2 separate regions of the Mus musculus genome follow, and region 2 is linked to region 1. Evidence: chromatin contacts called from ENCODE Hi-C or POLR2A ChIA-PET data. All regions are on one chromosome and are shown on one strand. The core of a region is the stretch at or near the end of the contact, and the rest is flanking DNA. Distances in the headings are between cores, read along the strand shown.

Evidence for each region. Hi-C counts contacts between places; a loop is a spot of excess contacts on that map. ChIA-PET counts read pairs that join two places held with the same protein, here RNA polymerase II (POLR2A).
Region 2: a map of T-helper 1 cell shows a loop between it and region 1 (2.6-fold over the local background). The contact joins the promoter of Mavs here to the enhancer-like site in region 1. A Hi-C loop is called at or near these places in 3 of 37 maps with a recorded cell type or tissue (T-helper 1 cell, T-helper 17 cell and left cerebral cortex). POLR2A ChIA-PET finds 5 or more read pairs at or near these places in 3 of 5 experiments (Patski and embryonic stem cell).

Annotation. Positions count from the first base shown.
Region 1 is chr2:131,094,016-131,100,061 of GRCm38, forward strand. No RefSeq gene overlaps it. Among named protein-coding and RNA genes, the nearest start is that of Gm30378, 6.4 kb to the right of the region's middle. Within about 2 kb of position 2,601, at least 1 of the 3 ENCODE cell types and tissues checked has a DNase peak (open chromatin) inside an H3K27ac peak, as active enhancers do.
Region 2 is chr2:131,230,700-131,236,745 of GRCm38, forward strand. Mavs (mitochondrial antiviral signaling protein) reads left to right here and starts at 3,364. Exons shown (of 7, transcript NM_001206385.1): 1 at 3,364-3,428.

The DNA of each region.
Region 1 (6,046 bases), core at 1,351-3,850:
GCCATCGTGAGAGAAACTTCCTCCTGCAGCAGATGAGAACAATAAAGACCCCTAGCCAGACATCATGCAAAGAGAGCGAGAGACTTTGGAACGCTCAACTCCAAAGGAGATGTCTCCATCAACTCCCTCCCCTCAGAGCTCAGGGAAGCCTACAGAAGAGGAGGGAAAGATAATAGAAGGCAGACGGGACAGGACCAGGAGAGCAAAGCTCGTGTGACCTCACAGAGACCAAAGCAGCAAGCACAGGGCCTACCCGGGGCCACACAGGTCCTCTGTGGATATGGTACAGCTTCTAGCTTAGGATTTTATGGAACTCCTGAGTGTGTAAACAAGTGGGTCTCTGATTCTTCTGCCTTCTCTTGAGTTGCCTGGTCCAGTCTCGGGTGATGGCTTTTGTTTTATTAAATCTTATTTTGATAAGTTTGGTTGTTATCTCTCAGAAGTCTGTTCTTTTCTAATAAGACACAGAAAGGGAGTGGATCCAGATGATAAGGGAGGAGGGGAAGGAGGGGAAACCATAATCAGAATATTTATACGAGAAAAGAACCCATTTTCAATAAAAGGGGGAAAATTGGCTACAAAACCCAAACCTCCAAATAGCAGCAGTATAAATAAACCAGAATGTGTCTCAAGTTAGCACTGGCATACAGCTTATGTTTGCGTGTGAATGGGTTAAAATAGAGATTTATTACATAGTCCCTGGGTGGCCTTGAACTTGTGATCTTCTTGCCTCAGCTTTCTTAGTGCTTGGATTACAGCTGTGTGCTGCCATGTATCTGGCAACTTGATCATTTTGAAACTGGACTCCTTTGTTTCCAGTCAGCTATATTCAATGAATGCTTCTACTCATGGTCCAAGGTGGCTACTGGTTGCTCCAGCCATTAAGCAAGACAGAGAACCAGCTTTGTAACTGGGTAAATACTACAGATTCATTACTAAGTCCATTCATTTCTCCTACTCAGGCTCTGGGCTCCTGTGAAGGAGCCCCAGCCAGTTTTTGCAGTGTTTGTGCAGAGCCTCCAGCCTCCCCCAGAGGGCGCCAGAGCCCTCTGCTTCCTCCTCCTTCAGATACCAGGGTTTTTTGCATTAGAGGTGTGGGGCTCTTTGCTGGCTAGATTTTTTGAAGGTCCTGGGGGGGCAACTGAGCTCTCATACCTGGATCCAAAACAGGAAGCATGAATCTTTTGGAACATCAAAGCCAATCCCAACAACACACCTCTTCCAGCAAGACCACACTCCTTTTTTTATTATTAGATATTTTCTTCATTTACAATTCAAATGCTATGGTCCCCTATACCCTCCCCCAGCCCTGCTCCCCAACCCACCCCCTCCTGCTTTCTGGCCCTGGCATTTCCCTGTACTGGAGCATATGATCTTCGCAAGACCAAGGGCCTCTCCTCCCATTGATGGCCGCCTAGGCCATCCTCTGCTACATATGCAACTAGAGACACAGTTCTGGGGGCTACTGGTTAGTTCATATTGTTGATCCTCCTATAGGGTTGCCGACCCCTTCAGCTCCTTGGGTATTTTCTCTAGCTCCTCCATTGGGGGCCCTGTGTTCCATACAATAGATGACCGTGAGCATCCACTTCTGTATTTGCCAGGCACTGGCCTAGCCTCACCAGAAACAGCTATATCAGGGTCCTGTCAGCAGAATCTTGCTGGCATCTGCAATAGTGTCTGGGTTTGGTGGTTGTATATGGGATGGATCCCCAGGTGGGGCAGTCTCTGGATGGTCCTTCCTTCCATCTCAGCTCTGAACTTTGTCTTTGTAACTCCTTCCATGGGGTATTTTGTTCCCTATTCTAGGAAGGAACGAAGTATCCACCCTTTGAAGGCCACACTCTTAATCAAACAGCCCCCAACTGGGAACCAAGTATTTAAATACCAGAGTGGTGGGATGTTCAGCCCATCTTGAAGAGCAATAGCTATCTCACCTCCTGCCACAGGGACCACTTGCATAAAGATCAGTTACTAGATGGTGAAGGAGAAAGAGCAGAGAGAGAGGTTGTAAAGTCAGTGAAAGATGAATTGGGTGTAGAAATGCAAGTCTGTAATCCCACACTCAGAGGGTGGAGGCAGGAAGATTGGGGGATCAGGACCTGCTACATGACCCTAATTTAAAACAAACAAACAAACAAACAAACAAGCACAAAACAATAACACCAAGCTTGGTAGTACATGCCTATAATGCCAGCACTTGGGAGGCTGAGGAAGGACAATCTAGAGTTAGAGACCAGCCCATTCTACATAATGAAACAGAAGGAGGGAGGGAGGGAGCCTAGGGGTGTGGCTCAATAGAATTGCCTAGAATGCACAAGGTCCTGAGTTTGACCCCCAGCACTACATGGGGGTGGGGAGTGGGGACAGGGACAGAAGAAGAGGAGAGGGAAGAGGAGAAGAAAAAAGAAGCGGAAGAGGAGGAGGGGGAGGAGAAAGAAGAGGATCGAGAGGAGGAGGAGGAGGAGGAAGAGGAGGAAGAAAGAAAAAATGGATAGTAAACAGCTACTGAGGGCTGGGGCCTGGTGCAGTCCTGGCAGCTTTTTGAGTGCAGTACGTGGAGGCTAAGGAGCCTCCGAGCCAGCTTGTACTATCATCTCCGTTCACAGGAAGCTGAGTCACGGGGAGGTAAAGAAACTGGAGCCGGGGGTTTGTGCAGCAGCTGGGCGGGGATGGAATGTGAACAGGGGCAGCCATTTCCTGAGGCCAGCTCTGAACCACCCAGATACACTGCTGGCTAAAAGAACCAGTAAACAAAAGGTGAGCAGACCGACCCAAACAGAGAACACAAAGAACAGAACGGCTAGGAAAGGGGACATTTTAACGCCATTACATTCATAAAACCATAAAGCAGCCATCAAAGAAAAGAACAGAAATAAGTCCTGGGAATTTTAAATAGAATAGCTAAAAGGAAATTTTAATAGAAAGGAATATGAAATTCTGTGGTTAAGGGTTCCAAAATCAATCCACTCTTCTTTTTTCTAATTGTAATTTATTCTTTGTGTAGGTGTGCATGTACGTGTGTGTGTGTGCGTGTGTGTGTGTATGTACGTGTGTGTGTGCATGTGTGAGTGTATGTGTGTATGAACGTGCATGCATGCATGTGTGTGTACTTGCATGTGAGTATATGCATGTACCTGTGTGTGTGTGTGTGTGTGTGTGTGTGTGTGTGTGTGTGTGTGTGTGTGTGGTTCCGTGAGGTCAGAGGACATCGTTGTGGAGTTGCTTCACTCTTTCTACCTTTAAGGGGTTCTCCTGCTCATGTAGCAAGTGCTTCACGAGTGAGCCTCCTCATCCTCCTTTCACTCCTCTTTACTGGTGAGAGTGTGGGGGAGCTTGGGGACAGAAGGGCCTTGATTTCAACCAAAGCCATATTACCACTAAAATCCCAGTGACAAGAGGATAAGGAGTTCAAAGCCACCAGCCACTACATAGCAAGTTCCAAGCCAGCATGAGAAACAGGGTTTCAAAATACAAACAAACAAAAAGCCCTAGCTCTGTATTCTCTAGTGGATAGGTACAATCAGGCTGGGTCCTGTTTAGTACACAAGAGGGGCATGCTCCCACTGGGAGAAGCCCGGATAAATACAAGACTAAAGGCAGAAGAGAGACACTGTGACCCTGGGTCCTTAAATATATCACCCAGTCCCGGGATTAAGCCTTCCCTAAAGCTAAAAGCTACAAGGGCTCCAATTAATTATCCAATTATCTTTGTCTCCACTGTCTCCATCAGCCCTCAGATGAGCCACTGTGAAGGTAAGCTGCCAGGACTCAGTTGCAAGCTCATCTTTAAGGAGAAACTTACAACAAACTGAAATCACATAATTGCCTTGAGAGAGCAATTCATCAAAGAAAGGTACCAGGAGGGGAAGCCTGGGAGTGTAGCTCAGTAGCTGAGTACATCTCAGAGCCCAAAAGGAATAAAAGAAAAAGGGGGAAGGCAGGAAGAGAGAGAGATGGAGAGGAGGCTAAGAAGGCAGGAAGGGATACTGGCTAAACCCAGTAGTGGGCCCATTCTTCACTTACACAGCACCCAGGCTTGAGAATGTGTGCACGGCAAACAGGCTTGGAGACGCCTGGTTTTTATCACAGGAAGAAATAGAAGAGAACTAGAGAACTAGACGTGGTGGTGCATGCCTTTAATCCCAGAACTAGGGAGGCAGAGACAGGCGAATCCCTGCATTTGAGGCCAGTCTGGTGTACATACAAGTTCCAGGACAGCCAGGGTCACAGAGAGAGACCTGTCTCAAGGAAGAAAGGAAGGGAGAAAGGAAGGGAGGAGGGAGGGAGGAAGGAAGAATGGAAGAAAGGAAGGAAGGAAAGAAGAAAGAGAGAGAGAGAAGGAGGAGGAAGAGGAGGAGGAGGAGGACAAATGGAAGGAAGGAAAGTGTGACTATGCCCACTGCTCTCTCTGCAGTTACTAAAAAGCCTTATTTTCTTTCTACTGTAATCCAAAGAACCATTCTTTCACTAATCCTCACATCCGATTGCCACATCAATGTCATAGGTGGAGAAGTCTCAGTTCTCCTCTTCTTTCCTCCAATAGAGACCCTGGGCAGTCGCTCTGTGTGCTGGGAGTCATCAGAAAGCCCCTTGGAGGGCCTCGAGACCTCTCTGATCAGCTCTCTCTAGCCACAGTGCTTCCTGAGTGATGAGGAGTCTACCCTGGGCATTCCCTCTGTCTGCCCCATGCCTGACCCAGCAGCTCTGATGGGATCTAAAGGCTCCTTGTTCTTACAGAAGCCTGCTGCCCCCAGAGTTGATGGACCCAGCATGTTTAGCCTGAATGACGGAGAGAAAAGCACTGATTTCTTTTGTTGTGGTGGTGGGTTTTTTTTTATTTTATTAATTTATTTACTAATTAAGACAGGATCTCTTTGTAGTACTGATTATCTTGGAGCTCACTATGTAGACCAGGCTGGCCTCAAACTCACAGCGATCTTGCTTCTCTCTCTTGAGTGCTAGGATCTACGGGCTGCACTACCGTGCCCGGCCTCTTTCTTTGCTCAATTCCTATCCCATGTTCTTGGCTTTCTTTCTCCTTTCTCTTCTGCCCAGCCCTTCTGAGACAGACACATTCACCTGAGGGCCTCCCCGTGACATCACACTGGGTTCAACAGTTCTGTCCCCAAATGATGCTTCAATGAGGCTTCCCCCGACACCTCAACACAAACCTCATTTACCAGCCACACAAAATGCCTACCGAGGCCATCCTAACTATGGGTGTCTTTCTATGGCTCCTCCATGGAGCCCCTACTAGAATAACAGACAATAAGTGGAGCCAACACATCCCCCATCAGCTTGAAGAAGCTCCTGACAACATCTAACCTTCCCAAGATTGGATTCTTTGCTCTGTCAGGGAATAATGAGGAGAGCAGGCCATGATAGAGACCAGAGAGAAAACAGTCTCCAATACAAGCCTGACTCTGAAAGAACTCCTGGCCTTTCCTTCCAGCACTTCGGAGGCAAATGAAGTGGATCTCTGTGTGTGCAAGACAAGCCAGAGCTATAGAATGAGACCCTGCCTAAAAGCAGTGAAATAAGCAAAGTAATTAATAACAATAACAACAACAACAATAATACTTTCCCCAAACAAAAACTCTAGTCCCTACTCCACCTGTACAGCACATGGGAGGAGATGAACTGGCGCTCACTGCCAACCCCAGAGCTTCCATCCAGACCCAGTGCTCACCACTCAGGGCTTCCCTCATTTGCAGATGTCGTCGTGGCCCACCCTTGGGACAGCCACAGCCCATCATTTTATACCTGGGATCACTGGCCCACTCCTATGCGTCCTGCTCTATTGGATGAGCTAAGAATGTATAATGTCCAGGCCCAGACATAACTGACTCCTCTGTTCTCTGCTGGCATCTTCACTCAAGTGCACACAGCTAAACACACACACACACAAATGCATATACACCCGCCCCCAAATACATAAACACACTCCCACACACAAATGCATACACTCTCACACACACACAAATATATAAATACACACACATGCACACTCACACACACAAATACATAAACACACTCCCACACA
Region 2 (6,046 bases), core at 2,114-4,613, 140 kb after region 1:
CACTTTATCTTTACAATTTGGGGGGAAAAATTCCAGACTCACAACACAGTTTCCAACATAAGCCTCTCGTTCATCTGCAGTGTATCAGTCAAAACAGAATAGTAACACGATAGAGCCATAACTGTCCAAATCTTACTTCAGATCTCACCTTTGTCCCACTAGTATCCTTTCCCTACGTATTTCCAGAGCCAACTTGGATCCCACTTTGCATTCAGTTGTGATGTTGCTGTGGTCGCCTTTACTCTGGAATAGTTTCCTGATCTTCCAATGATGTTCATGGCCTTATCATTTTTTTTCCTTTCCTTTCCTTTCCTTTCCTTTCCTTTCCTTTCCTTTCCTTTCCTTTCCTTTCCTTTCCTTTCCTTTCCTTTCCTTTCCTCTCCTCTCCTCTCCTCTCCTCTCCTCTCCTCTCCTGTCCTGTCCTGTCCTGTCCTGTCCTGTCCTGTCCTGTCCTGTCCTGTCCTGTCCTTTTCCTTTCTTTTATTCTTCTTTCCTTTTTGAAATAGGGTCTTGCTATGTAGCCAGGTTGACTTCAAACTTTGGATGTTCTCGCCTGCACCTCCACCTCCTAAGTGCTGGAGTCATAGGCTGTATCACATGACCCTAACGTGTTTGAAGTTAATCTGTAGATCAGCACTAGCCAATGGAACTTTCTATGTAGCTGGTTGTTGCTACTTTGGGTTTTTTTTTCCCCCTCCTTAATCCCCCTGGTTTCACCCCTAACATTAGGAGAAAAACAAGGACACAGGGGAGAGAGGACTTAGGAAAATCCCTGAATCTAATTTCTTTCCTTTTGTTTTTTCTTTGACCATGGCTACTAACAAACTACAACCAACCTCCCTAAAGGACTAACAAGGACCGACCCTGCCTCTTATTGATAGACCCTCTGGAAAGTTCCCAGAACTCCTAACGTCACACAATCCTAGAAATCATCTGCAGCTGGCAAACCCACACTTCTGCTAAAGCACAAGGCAAATCATGGTCAGCTTCTGCAGAGAGTCCAAAGCAGCCCCACATCCCTGCTCCTGGGAGTAAACCAAAAGCACACTCCTATAATATTTCTGTGTTTAAAAAACAAACAGACAAAATTCCAGAATTCTCACTACATTTCTAAGATGGAAATCTCAATGGCCAGTATCCAGATGGATTTTACATTTGAAGTATGGCCAATGTGGCTCACAATGCCGGAGGCATGACACTGTCCCTTGTGTAGATTTTTATCTTTTTATTTTTTAAAGATTTATTTACTTATTTTATGTATGTGAGTACACTGTAGCTATACAGATGATTGTGAGCCTTCATGTGGTTGTTGGGAATTAAATTTTTAGGTCCTCTGCTTGCTCCAGTCAACCCCTCCCTCAGTCTCTGCTTGCTCCGGCCCAAAGATTTCTTTATTATTATATGTAAGTACACTGTAGCTGACTTCAGATTCACCAGAAGAGGGTGTCAGATCTCATTACGGGTGTTTGTGAGCCACCATGTGGTTGCTGGGATTTGAACTCAGGATTTTCGGAAGAGCAGTCAGCGCTCTTACCCTCTGAGCCATCTCACCAGTCCTCCTTGTCTAGATTTTTAAAAGAGGTGTTGATAGACGATTGGGAACCATGCAGGCCAGGAAGCTGGATTGTTACAATGACCTTCGTGGTTCAGCAAGGACAAGGCTATCTATAACTGCATTTAGACGCTGGTCCTCACAGGCCTGGTGCTCTTTTTGCAAGAATTAAATAAGAGGCCCTTGTTGCTTTCAACAAGACTAAGTCACTAAACCTCACTTCAGAGTTGTTTTTTACATTTTCAAATTTGTTTTGTAGGGACAGGCAGTTGTGGACATCAGAAAACAGCTCTGGGGAGTTCTTCTACCATGTCTGTCCCAGGCAATGAATCTTATGTGTGATTTGCATATGCTGAAGGTTGTGAACAGCTACCAAGAACAGTGTGGTTTGAATGAAAAAGGCCCCTATTGGCTCATAGGGAGTGGCATTATTAGGAGATGAGGCTTTATTGGAGTGGGTGTGGCCTTGTTGAAGAAATTCAGAAGCTCCACCTAGGCTCAGTGACTTGCTCTTCCTTCTTGCTGCCTGAGGATGCAGAGGCAGAACTCTCCGCCCCTCTACAGCACCATGTCTGCCTGCTATGGTGCCTACTTCACCTTGCTTCCTGCCATGACCACATTGAACTAAACCTCTGTACTGTAAGCAAATGCCAATTAAATTTTCTAAGAGTTGCCATGCTCATGATGTCTCTTCATAGCAACGGGAACCCTAACTAAAACAAACAGTAATAAAATCTAATTTCATTCAAAGAGTTCCAGCATGGTGGCAGCTCTAACCTCAGTGCTCCCTTAGGCTTGTCTTTAAAACTGTATTAGATAGGAGATTATAGCATTAAGTATGTCATTGATGCATTTTTCAGCTTTTTTCCTGTTTTATATTTATGATGGGAGGGGTGATAAATGCCAATGCTTTTTGGAGTTAGTTCTCTTTCCATTATGCAGATTACAGTGGTCAGACTCAGATCTCTGGCTTGGCAAAAAGTGCCCTTACCTGCTGAGCCATCTCACCAGCCCCAGTTGATATATTTTTACATGTGCTCCAGCTGCGTACTCTCCACCTACATCGAGTTATAAGACATTTCTACCATCTAGCCGTGCTGAGGTAACTGATTTCTTTTTAACTATGTTCGTTTTTTACTTCTGGTTGAAAGAATTGACTGGAAGCGAAAAGCTTTCGTTCCTTTGTCTCTGTAAGCCAGTGGAGGTCAGAGGAGTCGGGTTACCCTGGTGTTGGAGCTATAAGCGGTTGTAGCTTGGTGCATATCCCCAGATAGATGCAGTCTTTTGCTGCATCCTGTTCCTACCAGCCCAGCTGGTGTCATCTGGCTAGGCACTCATGTCCCTATGACATTTTGTGCGACACTACGTTTATGGAGCACTGGAGACATAGGAGCAGATCACATGAAGACCCTCTCTCCTCCAGTACTTGGCTAGAAGATCTGCTTTGCCTGAGGAATGGAACGGAATCTAAGAACTGCAGTTTTCTGGGTATCTGGACTTCCCCTGAAAAGTGTTCTAGACTAAGCAGGAAGAAACAATCTCCCTAATGCACCTGCAGGAAATCAGAAGAGACCTCAAGCAAGGCCTGCGGGGCACCAGCCGCTAGACCAGCCGCTCCGGAACATCAGGACTCATCCACTGGCCCTGCGACCGGCCTAGCTCAGCTCCGCCCAGGCATCCCCAGCCCAGCCAACAGCCGTACTTCCAACTCTATCACAGTCTGGCTCTGCCAGGCCAATGACTGCGCTTCCGATCCCGCCCCTCCTCCCCACGCCTGACCAATAGCTGCGTGGCTGGCTTCGTCCCGCCCCCTTCATCTGCGAGGGCTCTGCACAGTCGAACGCGGTCAACCTGTTGCCTAGTCTGGTTTCTCTTGGTAAGTTTGCAGCCTGGGCGTCGGTGCTCAGGACTCTGTGTTCACTGAGATCCTTCAGGGAGGGAACCTTGGCTAGGGCCAGTTACGCCTGGGAGTCCGCATGGGCGCCCTGGGCCTGGGCGCGTGGGGTCGGAGAGGCTCCTGAACTAGGGGAGAATGAGGTCGGCCACACACGGATTCGCGACCCCGGCAGTTCCTTGATCCGCATCCAGCACCTTTAGCAAGCAGGTAGGTGGTGCCGAGAGTTTGCCCAGGCTGGACAGAAAGAACCTCGGAGTGCCCCCTGCTTCTCCCAGGCCCTGGTGACTCGAGCGAGGCCTGGCTACGAGCAACGACCTGTGGCAGCCGCGCCAGGGAGTAGGCCTGCCAGTCCGGGCTACGGCCTGATCCTGGATCTGGGCAGTTGCAGGCAATAACATCTGTTCAAAACAGCCTCCCTGCACTTGGAGACCTGAGTCCCGACAGGAATCTAGTCCGAGGCCAGGAGACTTGTCCCTCGGGAGTGTGGATATTTATTTCCACGACCCGGACAGAAGCTCTGTGGAAGTCAGGTCGGAAGCTTTGCTGTGTCCAGGACACTCTTGCCACCTCCCTTTCTGTTATAAGAAAGGGTCTGATATAAGAAAGAAGTTTGAGGAAAAGGATGAAATCAAAAGAAAGCAGAAAACAATGTTCTTTGGATACCGGGAAGCTTCAAAAACTTGAAGGGCATTCAGCCTCGATCTCAGAACTCAGGTGAATGTCAGTAAGGGCAGCATTGATGCCAGTTGTGTCTGAGAGACTTTTATGTCTTCAAAGAGCCTAAATGCTGCATCTTCTCACCCTATAGTCACATCCCCAGGCAGTGACCTTGGTGTAAAGAGGGGCTTTGTGGTTTTCCTGCTGCAGGGACCTCTATGCTGTTAGGTCATGGCAACAAGTCTGGGTACAAATTCCACACTGCAGGTCAGCCGTGTAGCTTGGTATCACTTCCTCTCTTGTGATTGTGTTAAAGGACATAAGTAAAAGGACCTCAGGCTGCCTCTGTTAACAGAGAACCTTCGAGAAATGAATAACTGTGAGCTTCCTCTGCTTTTGGTGGGGCTCCATGCCACTCCCCGCCCCCAGGCTGCATTCAGAGTTGTGGTTGGACTGCAGAAAACCAATAATTTGACTCCCTCATCGTCACATCTTTCTAGGTGACCTGGGAAAGGGGGAGGAAGGGTTTCATCAGGCTGGCCTCTACAGAGGCCTCATTTTTCATCCCCTGAAGGCTCAACAGACCTCAATCTTATCTCCTTGATCTCCCAGCCTTCCATCCTTAGCTCTTTGTAGGAATGTAGCATTTGGTAGTTAGCAGTGGCAGAGGTCACTAGGCAGAACTGGCACCCCGCCTCCCACGTGGCAGGGGCCTGCACCTGCAACAGCCGTGGGTACTCCCTGCACTGTCTCTCAGAGGCCTCAGACTCCATGATGGGCACTTGGTTCCCTCTTCTATCCCTTCCTTCTTCTCTCCTGAACAATACTCTTGGAAACCAACAGCTTGTTAAACTTGTCAAAACGGAGCTCTGAAGGGCCATCTTTCCATGGCTTCTTACTGCCTTCCCTAGAGTTGAGTAAATGGCACCTTCCTTGCCCCACTTCCCAAGAAGCCATGTTTGATTGCCACCCTACCTCCCTTGTCTACAAAGCACCAGGAATATAGCTGCTCATCCCCTCTGTTGCCACCCGGGCCACACCCTTCATCATCCTCTCACAGGGCCCTGACTTGTCACCCTCCTTCCATCCTGGGCTTCTCAAAGACCTTAGAACCTCCAGAGAGTTCTGCAGTGCAAATCAGAGCCCAGGCTCTCCAGTGGTTCCCCATATCACATCAAGTAAAACCCAAAGTCCTTCCCACAACACCTTACGTGCTGGTGGCCTCTTTGACCTTGACCTCTGTCCTTCCCCTCAGCTTTAAACGTCACTCACCTAGATTCTCTTCACTCCAGATTCCATCCCATCTTAGAACTTTGGCATCTGCTTTGCCTTCTGCCCCAGACTCCAGTCTTTTCACAATGGAAAATCATTCAGTGAGATGTTACCAATCGCGGCTTTCCTGGATCACCTCTGTTTAAGCAGGGATTTCCTCCTGGAGTTCTGTCCCACTGTCTCCTTTTACTTTCTAAATAATCAGACTTACTTCCTGGGCTTGTCATTTGGGTATGTGCTAATGGATCTGGTGCCTGTTCCACTCCAATGGTACTTAAATTGGATGTGGCATATCTTGTCTCTCTTCTCCCCAAGGTGGAGGACAGCTAAGAGACAAGTAATCAAAACACGTGATTACAGATGGTGGTGCTTCGTAAGCAATGCTTGCATTTAAGGCACTGCCAATGTCTAAATGGTGGGATGGCTCAGTAGGTAAAACTGCACGCTGTGCACTCCTGACAACCCGAGTTCAATCCCTGGAAGCCAAGGTGGAAGGAGAGAGCCAAATCACAAAAAAATCGTCCTCCAATTTTCATGTGTATGCTGTGACATGTGTGCACACATTACACACCTATCGTATACATGCAATAATAAATGAGTGAACAGATAAAAGTGGTGTATTTTTTAAAATGTAAGCTTAGATGTTCTGGAAAAAAGGCTTAGTGGGT